Regions from separate parts of the Homo sapiens genome. Here region 2 is linked to region 1. A link is an interaction called in ENCODE POLR2A ChIA-PET data of the cell type or tissue named here. Cell type or tissue: A673. All regions are shown on one strand. Each heading gives the region's core, and the rest is flanking DNA. Links, peaks and the distances in the headings are about the cores only.

The links. Peaks named below come from ENCODE experiments on the same cell type or tissue, not always from the same donor. Only the 100,000 strongest peaks of a DNase experiment are listed, where the experiment ranks them.
Region 2: POLR2A ChIA-PET joins it to region 1 with 16 read pairs; 2 of 35 experiments call an interaction of 5 or more read pairs at or near these places.

Annotation. Positions count from the first base shown.
Region 1 is chr16:19,120,751-19,129,083 of GRCh38, forward strand. It overlaps ITPRIPL2 (ITPRIP like 2), which reads left to right. Exons shown (of 1, transcript NM_001034841.4): 1 at 1-879. LOC124903657 (a long non-coding RNA gene) reads left to right here and starts at 6,096. Exons shown (of 2, transcript XR_007065011.1): 1 at 6,096-6,535. In A673, for the core only: no CTCF peak of the experiment used is centred there; no DNase peak of the experiment used is centred there; H3K27ac peaks cover 279 bases.
Region 2 is chr16:19,304,070-19,312,402 of GRCh38, forward strand. CLEC19A (C-type lectin domain containing 19A) reads left to right here. Exons shown (of 5, transcript NM_001256720.2): 3 at 1-86; 4 at 3,476-3,608; 5 at 4,935-6,878. The coding sequence ends at 5,014. Among named protein-coding and RNA genes, the nearest start is that of CLEC19A, 23 kb to the left of the region's middle. In A673, for the core only: no CTCF peak of the experiment used is centred there; no DNase peak of the experiment used is centred there.

The DNA of each region.
Region 1 (8,333 bases), core at 29-8,028:
AGCCACCGCGGCCGGCCTCTATCATTTTCTGACTCAGCAGCTCCACCAAAATTGACATCCTAGCAAACACTGTGAAGGAATTAACCTAAGTGCTTCCAGAGCATCTCATGTAACCTCTATGGAGTAAGTCACTTTTTCTGTAACATGTGGCTTTTGACCTTGATGAAGACTTTGACTTCTCATCCCTGTCTACATGGAGGAAGATGATTCAGTGGTGGGGAAAATGAACCTCGGTAACATTTCCAATGTCCTTCAAGAGGGAAACAAGTTCAGTGTTATCATCGTGGCATTCGTTAGTTTTTTTTTTTTTAAATCACTTGTTTAGATACAACTTTATTTTTTTATACCTACATAGCACATGACTGGGGGGATAAAGCATGTATAAGTTGGGAGAGGGTAAAGAATGTGTGACTATGTATACAGAAAATAGACTAAAATGTGCAGCAAAATGATATATACTGTAATCTGGTTTTTGAAGTATCTACTATTCTGGAATATTGTTAAACAACTTTTTGCTTTTGAAAAAAAAAGGTGCCTTGATTCAGTTGCGTGACTTAGAACATTCATCCTATTTTATTGTGATTTTTAATGTCTTCTGACCCCAAACTGTGTTTTTGGTTGCAGTCTGGCGGCTGCAGGCATAGCGTCGGTTTTGTTCCAATAACAGAGACCAAAGAGTTAATCAGATATGGTTCAGCTGCTACAATTGTATGATTCAAAGGCAATTTAATCACCCCAAATTTCCATGGCCCCCACAGTCAAGACCTGCCATTCGTTTTCTCTTGCAGGTTGGAGTAAATTTGCACTTTGAATCATGTGGGTCATTTGGGGACCTTGTTCTTTTCTATTTTGCTTTATTAATAAAGGAACTTGTAGAAACCTCTGGACTGAATGTCAGATCTGGGGAGGGCTTTCGTCTTCCCGGAGGGCAGCCTGTGCCTGTGCTGGCTTGTAGTTCCTTGCACAAGCCTCAACTGCTTTGAGCATCTGGGTGTATGGGAAACTTTTCCCATGCATTAAGGCTGGGGATCATTCTTGTGTAGAATTAGCTCTGTATACAGGTGGGAAAAAAATGCTAGTTCACAATGCTACAGGTGTGCTCCCTGGAATCCTGAATCTTCAAGTCTTCCTGGCCTAGAACCTTCTGCCCCCACCTCTCCTCTCTGCCTGACTCTCCCACCCCTGCTCCCCCACACATACCCAAACACAATTTACGTCTTGGCCTGTGGCTCAAGAATTTTGTCCAGAAATCTCTTAGGCCCTCAGGCCCTTGCGAAATGGTAAACATTTGCTAATACGAAAAACCACCAGGCTTAGCAGGAGATAGAATCTTGGAGACTAAGGGTTGTTCAGAGCCCCAGAGCCAGGTAGAAGCCCAGGGAAACCTGCAGCCATGATGAAACAGTAGTTGTGGTCAGGCACGGTGGCTCACACCTGTAATCCCAGCACTTTGGGAGGCTGAGGCGGGCAGATCACGAGGTCAAGAGATCGAGACCATCCTGACCAACATGGTGAAACCCCCGTCTCTACTAAAAATACAAAAATTAGCTGAACGTGGTGGCATGTGCCTGTAGTCCCAGCTACTTGGGAGGCTGAGGCAGAAGAATCACTTGAACCCGGGAGGCAGAGGTTGCAGTGAGCCGAGATTGCACCACTGCACTCCAGCCTGGCGACAGAGTGAGACTCCATCTCAAAAAAAAAAAAAAAAAAAAAAGAAAAGAAACAGTAGTTGTGTAGGGCACTTGCCCAGGGGAATGTTGGTGGGGTGTGTTTCGCTTGGTTTTCAACAAATAATACTGTCCGACGGCATTGAGGACACACACACAGAAGTGGCCAAGACAGACATGTCTTCTCTCTTATGAGCTCACAGAGACAGGCAGACAGGCAATGAAAGAACCCATTACCGTACAGCGTGGTAGGTGCTGGGTAGGAGAAAGTTTTTCAAAACCAAACAAGGGTACCTCGTGCACTTTAGGGTTTTCAGGAAAGCTCCTTGGAAGAAGTGACATCTAAGTTGAGATCCAAAGATAGGTGGGAATTAGCCAGGTGAAGGGAGTTGGGCTGGAGAAGAATATATTGAACGCAGAGATGAAAGAACATTCCAGTTTGGCTGGAAAGTAGGGGCAGGTGGAGAGGAGGGGAGGAGGATTCAATGGAAAGGATGAGGTGGGAGGGAGTTTGAAGCCAGAGCTTCTCAGGCTGGAGTGTGCAGATCACCTGGGAGCCTTGTTAGAACGCAAGTTCTAGCTGGGCGCAGTAGCTCACATCTGTAATCCCAGCACTTTTGGAGGCCTCAGCGGGGGGATCACTTGAAGTCAGGAGTTTGAGACCAGCCTGGCCAACATGACAAAACCCCATCTCTACTAAAAATACAAAAATTAGCCAGGGGTGGTGCGCATGCCTATAGTCCCAGCTACTTTGGATGCTGAGGCCCGAGAATTGCTTGAGCTCGGGAGGCGGAGGTTGCACTGAGCTAAGATTGTACCACTGCACTCCAGCCTGGGCAACAGAGTGGCACTCTGTCTCAAAAAAGCAAAAACAAACAAAACAAACAAACCAAAAAAAACCCCCCAAAAAAACCCAAGTTCTGATTCAACAGGTCTTGCCTTCTTTTTTATTTATCTATTTTTCTGAGACAGGGCCTTGTTCTGTTGCCTAGGCTGGAGTGGAATGGCAGGATCATAGCTCACTGCAACCTCAACCTCCCAGGCTCAAGAGATCCTCCTGCCTCAGCCTCCTGACTAGCTGGGACTACAGGAATGCACAGCTAACTTAAAAAATTTTTTGTAGAGATGGAGTCTTGTTCTCTTGCCCAGGCTGGTCTCACACTCCTGGCCTCAAGCCATCCTCCTGCCTTGGCCTCCCAAAGCACTAGGAATACAGACGTAAGCCACCATGACTGGCAGGTCCTGAGATTTGGCCTCTTTAACAAGCTGCCAGGGAATGGTGATGCCACTGGTACAGAGTCCACACACACACACACACACGCACACACGCAGCTGCAGACCACACAGAGAGTTTGAACTGATCAGAGGGCACTGTTGAATCACTTTAGACAAGGAGTGGCAAGGTCACATTTGAATTTGGCTCACTCTGGCTAGTGTGGAGAGTGGATTATACAGGGGTTGGCAAACTACCACCTGAGTATTTATTTTTGTAAATAGTGTCATTGGTACACAGCCACGTCCATTAACATACTGTTTATGGCTGCTTTCGTGCTACCTGGGCAGAGCTGAATAACTGTGACAGAGGCCAAATGGCTCACAAAGCTGAAGATATTTACTTTATGGCCCTTTGTAGAAAAAGTTAGCCAAGCTCTGGAGCAAGACTATAAGGAATTGGATGCTGCAGTGGTCCAGGCCTGGGCAGGGGGCCAGAGGTAGGGACAGAGAGACAAGTTAGAGACAGACAGTGGCGTGCATTAATGCAAAGACTTGTCGGCAGGGCGTGGTGGCTCATGCCTGTAATCCTAGCACTTTGGGAGGCCAAAGCAGGCAGATCACTTGAGGTCAGGAGTTCGAGACCAGCCTGGGCAATACGGTGAAACTCCGTTTCTACCAAAAATACAAAAAGAAAAGAAAAGAAAAGAAAAAAAAAACAGGTGTGGTGATACATGCCTATAGTCCCAGCTACTCGGGAGGCTGAAGCAGGAGGATCACTTGAACCCAGGAGGCAGAGGTTACAGTGAGCTGGGATCACACCACCGCACTCCAGCCTGGGCAACAAAGTGAGACTCTATCTCAACAACAAAAGCAAAAAAGACTTGTCTTCAAATCTTGTGTTCTGCACTTCTTATCTACGTGTCTCTACAAGTTACCTAATCCTCTTTGTATCTTGATTCCCTCATCTGTAAAATGGGATTAATAATGGAACCTTGCCCATAGGAGTGATTGAGGATTAAGTGAGATTTTTGCATGCAAAGTGCTTGGCACAGATTAAGCGCCCAGTACGCGTCAGTGTAGAAGCAATTATTAGAATGGCCTGAAAATGCCATTCTAATAATCCCAGCACTTCGGGACGCTGAGGTGGGAGGATCACTTGAACGCAGGAGTTCGAGGCCAGCCTGCACCACATAGCGAGACCCCCATCTCTACAAATAATTAAAACTAGAGTGGCATTTTCACATAATCTGTGTCTCTAACCTCTTCCTCTGCTCACTTTGCTCAAGCTCATTCTTTCTCCTCTGCAGGGTCTGTTTCCCTGTCGTCCACCCCCGATCATCTCTCTGCTACCCAGTTTTTGTTCATCTCCTTCCTTGATGTCCAGGGCATTTTCCACTATGAAAAGGTTTTATTCGGGATACTATGGTAGACTGGTTACAACAATAGTCTCTGATCTCCAGTTTTCTTACACCTATGCCCTTTGCAAAGTGATTTTGCAATCTTTTCCATCAAGAAGGGTTGCCCTTTTGCCTACCCCTTACATCTGGAAGGGCTTTGTGAGTTTGTTTATTTATTTATTTATTTATTTATTTATTTATTGGAGATGGAGTCTCGCTCTGTCGCCCAGTCTGGAGTGTAGTGGCACTATCTCGGCTCACTGCAACCTCTTCCAGGTTCAAGCGATTCTCCTGCCTCAGCCTCCTGAGTAGCTGGGATTACAGGCGCCTACCATAACGCCTGGCTAATTTTTGTATTTTTAGTAGAGACAGGGTTTTGCCATGTTGGCCAGGCTGGTCTCCGACTCCTGACCTCAGGTGATCCGTCCACCTTGGCCTCAAAAAGTGCTGGGATTACAGGCGTGAACCACCGCGCCCAGCTGTAAGTTTCTTTGATCAATCGAATGTGGCAGAGGGACATGGTGCTAGTTCCTGGCCTAGGCCTCAAGAGGTCTTGTCTATTTCTTATTGTTCTCTTAGAAGGCCACTGCTACCATGTGAACGGCTCACCTGCTGGGGGATGAGCGATCACATGGCTCCTTCAACCCTGTCCCCAGAGCCGCCAGCCAGCCGACTGGGAGATATGGGAATGAGGACATCCTAGACCAGCCTCCTCACCTCCTCCCCAGTGCCCGAATAGACCTGACCACTGACTGATGGAAACACTCAAGTGAACTAGCCAAGATCAGCAGGTCCTGGCCCAGATCAGCAGAACCACCCGGCTGGCCCATAGACTCTGAGCAATAATAGACAGATACTTCGTGTTTTAAGCCACTGAGTTAGAGGTGGTTTATTGTTCAGCAACAACTAACTGATATGGATGCCTAGGAAAATCTGGCATAAAAAGGCTGCCACTGCAGTAAATAGAAGCAGTTCATTTTTCTGTTTGTTTGTTTGCTTGTTTAGAGATGGGGTCTTGCCCTGTTGCCCAGGCTGGAGTACAGTGTCACCATTATAGCTCACTGCAGATTCAAACTCATGGGCTCAAAAGATCCTCCCACCTTAGCTTCCCAAGTAGCTAGGACTACAGGCATGCACCACCATGCATTGCTAACTTTTTCAATTTGTATTTTTTTTTGGTCAAGACAGGATTTTGCTTGCAAGAAAACAAGCTCAGGGCTCCCACTGATTCTACATTATGACAAGTTGTATAATTATTTCATTATGTATTACAATAATAAAAAGAAAAATAAAGTGCACAATAAATGTCATGTACTTGAATCATCCAAACACCATCCTCCCCCCACACCCAGCCCATGAAAAAATTGTCTTCCATGAAACTGGTTCCTGGTGCCAAAAAGTTGGGGACTGCTGGATTAGGGACTCAGTAGACTTCCTCTGACATCTCATTGGCCAGAATAATGTCACATGACCATTCTTAGCTGCAAGGGAAGCTGGGAAAGAGAGCCTGGCACATGGCATACAGCAGCCCTGAGCAGTAGATGAAGAAAGAATGAGTATAGTGGGTAAATAAGAGTCTGTCAGAGGCCAGGCATGGCAGCTCACACCTGTAATCCCAGCACTTTGGGAGGCTGAGGCAGGTGGATCACCTGAGGTCAGGACTTTGAGACCAGCCTGACCAACCTGGCAAAACCCCATCTCTACTAAAAATACAAAAATTAGCCAGGCATGGTAGCGTGCACCTGTAGTCCCAGCTACTCAGGAGGCTGAGATGGGAGAATTGCTTGAACCCAGGAGGCAGAGGTTGCAGTGAACCGAGATAAGCACCATTGCACTCTAGCCTGTGTGACAGAGTGAGACTCCATCTCGAAGAAAAAAAAAAGTCTGCCAGAGAAATACCACAAACACACAGCTGAAGACTCTGTCAAAGAAGTGAGAAGTAATTAGAGAATTTACCATTCTGTAATTATTCAGTTAATACTTGCGTACTTGCGTTAAGTTTTAGGATTTAGTAAATGCCCCATAAGTGTTAGGATTGACATCTCAGCTCCACCTGTCACTGGGTGTATTCTTCTGGGCAAATCAATTAACCTGTCTGGACATCAATCCCTTCATTTGCAAAATGAAGGAGATAATCTCTCCTCTTATAGGTTCCTTGGAAGAGTCAAAAAGTAAAATGGAGAAACTGAGAAGTGTTATCTAAATGTCGACTGTGTTCTTTTAGGAATGCACCAGCATTTCTGGAACCACAGGAAGGTGAGTCCATTTCTTAAGGAATCACTCTTAGGCACTCTGCCAGATGTCTCCCTGCCACCAAACTTCCTTTCCCACAGGACTGTGAATGGGTCTGCGGTTGTGACTTTTTGTTGTAGTTGCGTCCCCAGAAGAGAGATACAGTGAGAGCATCAACCACATGCTTATCTCATTCTTACTTCTAAAGTGTGTCATCTTTCTCCCCAGTCTGATTTTCATTGCTTGAGTTCCTGGGCAGAAAGCTTAGGCTAGTTGTTCTCAATCCTGGCTTCATAACAATGGGTAAGGGGCTTTGTAAAAATACTCATGCTTGGGACCCCACCTAAGACCAGAGAGATCAGAACTTAGGAGGATGCAGCTAAGGCATGGGAGCTGTTTACATCTCCCTGGACAATTTTAGAGTGCAGCTGGGGTTGTGAACCAGTGACCTAGGTCAGATGGCCCTTCTGGAACCTGCAGTGCTCAGTAGAGTACCTGCAATCTCTCCACTAGATGTTGTGGAAGCACCAGCTGGTTTGCATGAGGTTTGCTACGTGGCTGAGACAGAAAGGTTAAGGGTGGTGATGGTGGTGCTGGGGGACCAAATCCTAGGAGAGAGCTCTTCAGCTGAGAGACACAAGGCAAAATATAATTGCTAAGTGGGCAATGGGGCTTCATCCATTTGGCAGTTCCCCTTTTCCCCAACCCCAAGGAGAAGGAAACAGTTAAACCAAAAAAAGAGGCATCAGAGTCATCCTGAAACTTCTCAGTAATGAAACGCCTCAATATTCAGAGGGAGAGTGCCCTGTTCTTTCTTGCTCTGTCGCCCAGGCTGGAGTGCAGTGGGGCAGTCATAGCTCACTGCAGCCTGAAATCCTGGGCTGAAGCAATCCTCCTGCCTCAGGTTCCTGAGTAATTGGGACTCCAGGTGCTGCCACAACGCCTGGCTTTTTATTTTATTTTATTTTTATTTTTAAAGATGGGGGTCTTACTCGGTTGCCCATAATGTTCTCAAATTCCTGGCCTCAAGGGATACTCCATCTCGGCCTCCCAAAGTACTAGGATTACAGGTGTGAGCCACCATGCCTGGCTGCCCCACTTCTTTTAATCTTGTAGCCTGCAGATAACATATGTCAGATACAGCCTGTCTTCACAAAATGCTGGCTCTTTTCATGAATATTCAATGGTTTTGCCTACATTATCTCAATCTCTCTCCCCAACTCATCTTTAGGTGTAGTGGCTGGCACTTAAAAAAAATAAAGTCTATCAAGACACCTTCTAATGAAGCCAGGGAAAAAAAAGACCCCTAGGAGTCCCACTGCGTGCCAGACTCAGGCTAAATGCTTTTAAGGACCAAATCTCTCAAATGATTTTTATCTTCATGGTTTATTCAATCATTAGTCTCCTCAAATTAGCAGCTATGCCTCTGATGGGCAACTGTCGATCCTTATCAAAATGAAAGCATTAAAACATATTTCAACCTTGGAGACAAATGGTTGTGGCATTTGAAGAAGAGAAGCCTTCAGGATCTTGCATGGCAGAAAACTGCAGGCTAGAAACCCTGCTCCAGATTTTAAGCAATGGACTTGTGATGATTCTTTTTTCTCTGATAAATACCTGGTTTTCAAAAGCAGTCTAATTAGTATGGATCTCCACTTTGCAAGGCTTAAAAGTGTATTTGGGCTTCCTCTCACTAAACCAGTCTCGTGGGACCACCCAGAGTCTAAGCTCTCCCCTTCCAGATGCTGAATATGCATGAGTAACCCTCTATCTCCCAGTCCCCTGCAGTTAGGCAGGGCCAAGTGACTGGTTCACCAATGGG
Region 2 (8,333 bases), core at 182-8,181, 180 kb after region 1:
AGAATGTCTTTGTATATGACCTCGTGAACAGCTGTGTTCCCGGCATCCCAGCTGACGTCTGGACAGGCCTTCATGATCACAGACAGGTGAGAAAGCAGTGGCCATTGGGCCCCCTTGGAAGCTCCAGCCAGGATTCTATTTTGATTTAATAAGCTTTTCACATCAGTGCCAGGTCACGGCTATGCACACAGCATATAGAGAGAAATCAGACACCAAGATGTCACAGTTACAGCATGACCAATTTGTGAAAGACATTTAATGATGTCCTACTAAATGATGGGAACAGATAGCATGGTCAGAGAAAACCTGTTTGGCTTGGGTTCTCTTAAAAAAAAAAAAAAAAAGACACTAGGCCGGGTGTGGAGGCTCATGCCTGTAATCCCAGCACTTTGGGAGGCTGAGGCTGGTGGATCACGAGGTCAGGAGTTCAAGACCAGCCTGGCCAGCATGGTGAAACCTCGTCTCTACTAAAAATACAAAAATTAGCTGGGCGCTGTTGTGGGCTCCTGTAATCCTAGCTACTCAGGAGGCTGAGGCAGGAGAATTGCTTGAACCCGGGAGGCAGAGGTTGCAGTGAGTGGAGATCATGCCACTGCACTCCAGCCTGGGTGACAGAGCAAGACTCCAACTTGAAAAAAAAAAAGAAGACACTAAAACATGATTAGATGTGCAAGAGATGTTGGAGGGGAAATATTTGTGAACAAAAAAGAGGAAGGAGGCATAAGTAGGCAGGGAAGGACTCCAGACAACACCAAGGGTCTAAGACACGTGAAAGAAGATCAGAGAGGAAGGACTGGGTAGGGAGAGCCTCAGATCACAGCACAGTGCTGAGAAAGTCTTGGCTAGGCCAATGGGGAGTCCCCAAGGAAAGATGCCCAAGACTGGAATCCTGCACTGGGCAGAATCCTGCACCAGCACCATTACCCCTGACATGCTGAGTCACTGGCTAGGAACAGCCTGGAGGAAGCATTGTCTCACTGTGAATGCAGTGGCAGCTCCAAAGAGGCAGAGGCATGTGCTTATCACAGACAAGGCAGTGAATCCAAGGCGGCAGGAGACCTGGGGCTGTCCATCATCAACTCTGCTTTCTTCTGGTCCTCCTGAAGGCGATCTGGGTAATGTACTTCTGTGGCTGCCACAGCCCTCCTTAGTAAGAGATATTTAAGTTAGTGTCTAATGGGTAAATAGGAGTTAGCCAGAGACAGCATATTCCAGGTAGAGGGAACAGCATGGGTCAACATCCTAAGGAAGAGGAGGTCCTGGCACATTCAAGGAAGTTAATTAAGGAAGACCATTGTGATTAGAGCGCAGAGTGGGGTAGGGGTGGGTGTATAATAAGGCTGAAGAGGATAGCTTGGACCAGATCTCTGCAATGTCACAGCAAACTCCACCTGGAGATTTTTGTCCTCAAATTTTTCCTGGGCAAACCACATACTGAGTCTCTATTTTGCGTGTATGCTTCTTGCCTTGCTCAGGGCACTATAGGGAATAAGGTTCCAGTGCCAGCTCCTTTTCTGCCACTTACTGGCTGGCAGGTGACTTTGTGCAAATTTAAAAAACCTCTCTGAGCCTCAGTTTTTGTGTCTGTAAAATGGGGATGAAAATAACAGTGCCTTGTGAAAAGAAAAATAAGTGAGCTAATGCATGTAAAGAGCTTAGCGTGGTGCTTAGCATATTATAGGAACTCATTAAGGATGATGAATATTGCTCTTAAAGTAGCAGAAGTAACAGTGTAGTCAGACCTGAGTTTTTTTGGGTTTTTTTGCTGTTTTTTTTTTGTTTGTTTGTTTTTGAGATGGAATCTCGCTCTGTCGCCCAGGCTGGAGTGCAGTGGCGCAATCTTGGCTCGCTGCAACCTCCACCTCCTGGGTTCATGCCATTCTCCCGCCTCAGCCTCCCAAGTAGCTGGGATTACAGGAAGCCGCCACCATGCCCGGCTAATTTTTTGTAGTTTTAGTAGAGACTGGGTTTCACCATGTTAGCCAGGATGGTCTTGATGTCCTGACCTCGTGATCCGCCCGCCTCAGCCTCCCAAAGTTTTGGGATTACAGGCTTGAGCCACCTCGCCCGGCCTATTTTTTTTTTTTTTTCCTTGAGACAGGGTCTTGCTCTGTTGCTCAGGCTGGAGAGCAGTGGTGCAATCACAGCTCACCGCAACCTTGAACTCCTGGGTTCAAGCAATCCTCCCAACCTAGGCTCCATAGTAGCTAGTACTATAGGCAGGCACCACCACACCTGGATTGTTTTTTAATTTTTTGGTAGAGACAGGGTCCCACTATGTTGCCCAGGATTGTCTCTAACTTCTGGCTCCAAGTGATCCTCCCACCTCAGCCTCACAAAGTGCTGGGATTACAGGCATGAGCCACCATGCCTGGTGATTTTTTAAATCAATAGACTTCAACTGGCAAGAACACATAGAGAAGTTATAATTTTAAAAACACTAAAATGTCCATTTATAATAGCAACTCTAAAATTGGATTATAATTACATTAAATCAGAGTTAAAGAAACTTGTATTGAAAGACCTAATAATAATAATAATAATAAATACAAGAAAATGCCTTTTCTTCTTTTCAGAGCTGGGCACCATGTGTCAGGCATTGTACTAAGTCCTTCACATGCTTTAATTTTTTCAACCCTCACAACAACTCTCTAAAGGACACATTAACTCCACCACACAGATGTGGAAACTGGGGCTCAGAGAGGTTAAGTAACTTGCCCAGGTTGCAGAGCTAGGCAGTGGGTGAACATGGGACCTCAAGCTCTAGTCTCTCTCTCAGAAGTAGCATGCTATTCCCATTACATGACGTAGGCTCCATAATTATCAGTGCTTTGGGGGTACTTTTCTTAAAACTTAAATAAATGGAGAAATGGCTCCTGTTCCTGGACAAGTTGTAAAGATGTAGTTTTTTCCACAGTTAATTTGCACATTTATTGCAACACCAATCAAATTCCCAACAGGACTTTCCTTGCAATTGGACAGAGTAGTTCCACCTTAGGCAAGAAAAACACGGACTATTTAGACAAAAAGAAAACAGATGGAAAGTGACTCCCATCCACTGGCAAAGTGTAGTAGTTAGGGGTCTTGGGTACTTGACTCAGATAGACCTGGGTTTGATTCCCAGCACTAATGCTTTATTTGCTGTGTGAATTTGGGTAGACCAATCTGAGTCTCAGTTTTCTTATCTGTAAAATGGGGCTGATGACGCCTGCTTTTCAGAATGGTGAGGATAAAATGAGTAAAGTTCCTGGCATGGCACATAATAAGCCCTCAACAAATGGCAGCTAGTAATAGTAGTAATAATAGCAGTCAGATTGGTAGCAGTAGTGCCAGATAGCAGTAGCCTCAATGAAGACATCTGTGCAGAGGTGTTAGAAATTAAGTTGCTAAGACGTCTGAGCTGGAGCTGCCTGGCTCAAATGCCTGATCTTCTTCTTGGCTTGCTTCTTTGTCTCTTTGGGTGGAACCCTCCCAGGAAGGGCAGTTTGAATGGACTGATGGCTCATCCTATGACTACAGCTACTGGGATGGCAGCCAGCCAGATGATGGCGTCCACGCGGACCCAGAAGAAGAGGACTGCGTGCAGATATGGTACAGGCCTACCAGTGGTGGGTACCCCTGAGACCAAGGCTCTTGCAGGGGAGCCCAGGAGGTGTCACAGGTGGGGAGAGCGGAGAAGGGCCTTGGGGGAAGAGGAGCACCTGATGGCCTGAGACTGGCAAATTGTTCAGCACCTTGGAGAGCGGTGGAGGTCACTAGGGTGTCGGGGGCATGGCCATTCGCCACAATGGATATGCTTTAAACAACATTAAATGGGGTTTGGTTGACACATAAACTCCAACTTGAATGAAAAGATGTTATAAATAGAAGCATGGGGGGAATAAAGACTTGTATAGAGAGTAGTCAAGGGGTGATGCTTCCATGTCAACTCAACAACACATCAAAGTGCAAGCCCCTTCCACAGACTCATGCTCCTGAAGCAAGCCACATGTGTGGTGGCATGAGGGTGTGGGTAGTGAGAAGAGTATAGACTTGAATTCAAATTCTGGCCCTGTTTCTTTCTAGTTCTGTGTCATTGCAGAGAATTACTTATCCTCTCTGAGATTCTGTTTCTTCTTCTATAAAATGGGCTTAATAATTTGTCCTACCTACAAGACTGCTGTGAGGATTAAAGGAGGCACAGTTGATATAGCACCGTGGCAAGAGCATGGACTCGGGAGTTGACTGCCCTTGTGTGAACCCCCGCTCCATCCTTAATGTGTAGCCCAAAGAGAATGCCTTAACCTCTTGGTGCCTCAGATTCTTTGTCTTCAAAATGTGGCTAATGATACTTAACTCACAGGTTAATGTGAATAAAAAAAGAAGATAGTGCTCATAGAATAGCTGCCATGCTCAGTATTCAGTATTAGCAATCACCAGCATCATCATGAATCATCACTTTCACACCAATGTTAAGAAATAGAAACAATATTCCCACTTTGCTGATGAGGAAAACGAGGCTCAGAGAAGTTCAGCAACTTGTTCAAGGTCACACAGCAAGCTAAGTAGTGGAGCTGGGTTTCAAATCTAGATCTACAGAACTCCAGACCCAGACACTTAATTGTTATTCCCTCTTTGCTCTTTTTTCTTTTCCTAATTAGGGGAGGGAGGTAGAGAACAGCTTATTTTCCTGGGAGCCCTCCTGGAGCCCTGGGTAGCCAGAGTTGGGCCAAGCCTCTGGCTGAAGTTCATCCTCCCATCCAAGGTGACAAGCCAGAATCAGCTTTATGCAAGAGTAAGGCTGGACAGCAGGCTTGTCAAGTATCAGCAAGAAAGGGCTGCCAGCATAGACACAAGGCCTATTGGAGATGGCTTTTACTTCAGAGGAGTGGTGGGGTTACTTTTATCTTGGCGGATGGATTTTCACCCAGATTCTCTGCTTCTTTCCATCACAGCTCTGAGGTCATGGAATGATAACACCTGCAGCCGGAAGTTCCCCTTTGTCTGCAAAATCCCATCTCTGACCATTCATTGATCCTGTCTTGTCCTACTGGTGTGAGCTCAACTCTAGTATCATCTTGTAGCTGTAACCAGTGTAGAATTGACATTGAATACATGTAAAACATACATAGGAAGTAAATCTCTTGGACAGAGATTTTAAACAAGCAGATCTTAATTATACAGGGTGGTCACTTGGCCAAGTGTCAGGAAAGCCAGCTCAAATTGGCTTAATTTTTTAAAGTGTTTTTTTTTTTAAATTGACCCAAGTAACAAAAATCCAGGGGTTGTTCTGATTCAGAGTTGAATCTCACTGGCCTGGCTCGGGTCACGTGCCCATCCCTGAAGCAATCACTTTGGCATATGCTAAGTGGCTAGCTCCTGCTTAGCTGTACATCTTTGGACAAAATGGGGTGGAAGTCACATTATCAGAGGCGCTGGGAGTGGGGGAAAATGCGGGGGGGTGTTGGTCAAAGCATACAAACTTTTGGAAATAAGATTAATAAGTTTGGGAGGCTTAATGTACAGCGTGATGACTATAGTTAATAATAATGTATTGTATTCCTGAAATTTGCTACGAGAGTAATTTTTTTTTTTGAGACAGAGTCTCACTCTGTTGCCCAGGCTGAAGTGCAATGATGCAATCACAGCTCACTGCAGCCTCAACCTCCTGGGCTCAGGTGATCCTTCCACCTCCAGTCCCCAGAGTAGGTGGGACTACAGGACGCTACAGGCGCATGCCACCACATCTAGCTAACTTTTGTATTTTTTTTTTTAAATAGAGACGAGGTTTCATCATGTCATCCAAGCTGGTTTCGAACTCCTGGGCTCAAGGGATCCACCCACCTCAGCCTCCCAAAGTACTGGGATTACAGGCATGAGCCACTGCGCCTAGCCAAGAATACATCTTAAATATTCCCGTCAACACATGGGCTCAAAGATGAGGCTGGTTCTTCAAAGGAAAACAAAAAGATTACCAAACTCATAAATTGCTGGTGGGAATGTAAAATAGTGAAGCCACTGTGGAAAAGTTTGGCAGTTCCTCAAAAAGTTAAACATAGAATTACATCTAAGCCAGCAATTCCACTCCTAGATCTCGACCTAAGAGAATCGGAAACAGGTATTTAAATATAAGTGGTCGGCCAGGTGTAGTGGCTCATGCCTGTAATCCCAGCACTTTGGGAAGCTGAGGAGAGAGGATCACTTGAGCCCAGGAGTTGAAGATCAGCCTGGGCAACATAGTAAGACCCCATCTCCATAAGAAAAATTTTTTAATTAGCCAAGCATGGTGATGCACATCTGTAGTCCCAGCTGTTTGGGAGGCTGAGATGGGAGGATCACTTGAGCCCAGGATATCAAGGCTGCAATGGACCATGATTGTGCTTCTGCACTCCAGCCTGGGTGACAGAGCAAGACCCTGTCTCAAAAAACAAAAACAAAAAAATGTGATCACAGCAGCATTATTGATAAAAACCACAAAAAAAATGAAGACAACCCAAGTGCTCACCAACAGATGAATGACTAAACAAATGTGGTCTATTCATAGGGTGGAATATTATTCAAGCATAAAAAGGAATGAAGTAACGATAGATACTACAACCTGAATGAACCTGAAAAACATTATGCTTCCAGTCACAAAAGACCACATGTTGTATGATTCCATATATATGAAATATCCAGAATAGGCAAGTCTATAGAGATGGAAAGTGGATTAGTGGTTGCCAGGGGATGTGTGGAGGGGGAATAGAAAGTGAGTGCTAATAGGTATGGGATTACTTTGTGAGGTGACAAAAATTATCTGCAATTAGATAGTGGTAATGGCTGCACAATATTGTAAATGTACAAGAAGCCACTGAACTGTACATTTTAAAATAATAGTTAAAATGATAAATTTTACATTATATGAATTTTTATTTTTATTTTTTGGAGACAGGGTCTCACTCTGTTGCCCAGTCTAGAGTGCAGTGATGCAATCACCTATCACTGCAGCCTCGACCTCTCAAGCTCAAGTGATCCTCCTGCCTCAGCCTCCCAAGTAGCTGGGACTACAAGAGCGCACCACCTCTCCCAACTAGGTTTTTTTTTTTTTTTTTTTTTTTCATAGAGACAGGGTTTCCCCATGTTGCCCAAGCTGGTGTCAAACTCCTGAGCTCAAGTGATCTGCCTGCCTCAGCCTCGCAAAGTGCTAGGACTACAGGCGTGAGCCACTATGCCTGGCCCATTACATGACGTTTACCTCAATTTTTAAAAATGTTACCAGAAGAAAGAATGCATGCCGGGCAGGAAAAGCAATAGATATTTATTAGCAGAAAGAACATTGGACAGAGAGGCAGGAGGCCTCAGTTCCATTTCCAATTCTGTGAGCCTTGTTTCTGCTTTGGTATGGACTGGGGTTGGGGGGAACCTGAAAATCTGGGCCCTCCAGTACCAACAAGGAAGCACAGAGAGATTAAAATGCACACAAAAAAATCAATTGGCATTTGGTAAATTGTGCCGCTTCTCAGATTTTTGCAGGAATATTCTTCTGAAAAGGATGTTAAAATGGGACTTTCCTATTGCTTCAGAATTGGTCCTGGGACCTACAACTGAAAGCAACAGGTACTAATTACCTCTCATTCTGAAGAGAGCAATGAACACATGGGACCATTCAACTACCCTTAGAGCTTATATAATGGTTTGCAGACCTGGCCTTACTACAATCGACCACATGAGTAGAGAAAGACAAACACTGAGATCGTTGGCCTTGTGGGGAGCATAGCGCCCACAGTTGAAAGGGTTTTTACCTTTTCTTCCTTTGAAAGTAGGAGGGGTTGCTTTCTCTCCATCTACAGTGTCAAGTGAGCAGAGCTTTAGGAAATTGCTTGTAGAGATTGGAGTGCCCATAAGAAAGATGCACTGGCTTCTCACTTCCCAGCAGAATGCTGGCTATGCTGTTAAAAATTCTGCCCTCCCCAGTACTACACTGGAGAGGAACTGGGTCAGAGACTCCTCAAGAATGCTTAATGCACCCAGACATGGTGGCTCATGCCTGTACTCCCAACACTTTGGGAGGCCAACATAGGAGGGTCACTTGAACCCAGGAGTACGAGATCATTCTAAGCAATATAGTAACACCCCACCTCTAAAAAGAAAAAAAAATTAGCCAGGTGTGATGGCATACACCTGTAGTCCCAGCTACTCTAGAGGCTGAGGTGGGAGGATTGCTTTACCCCAGGAGGTTGAGGCTACAGTGAGCTGTGATCATGCCACTGCATTCTAGCCCAGGTGACAGAGTGAGATCCTATCTCATTAAAAAAAAAAAAAAAAAAAAAAAAAGATGCTTTAAACATTTATCCTGCGAATTTAGGAGTGTAAGG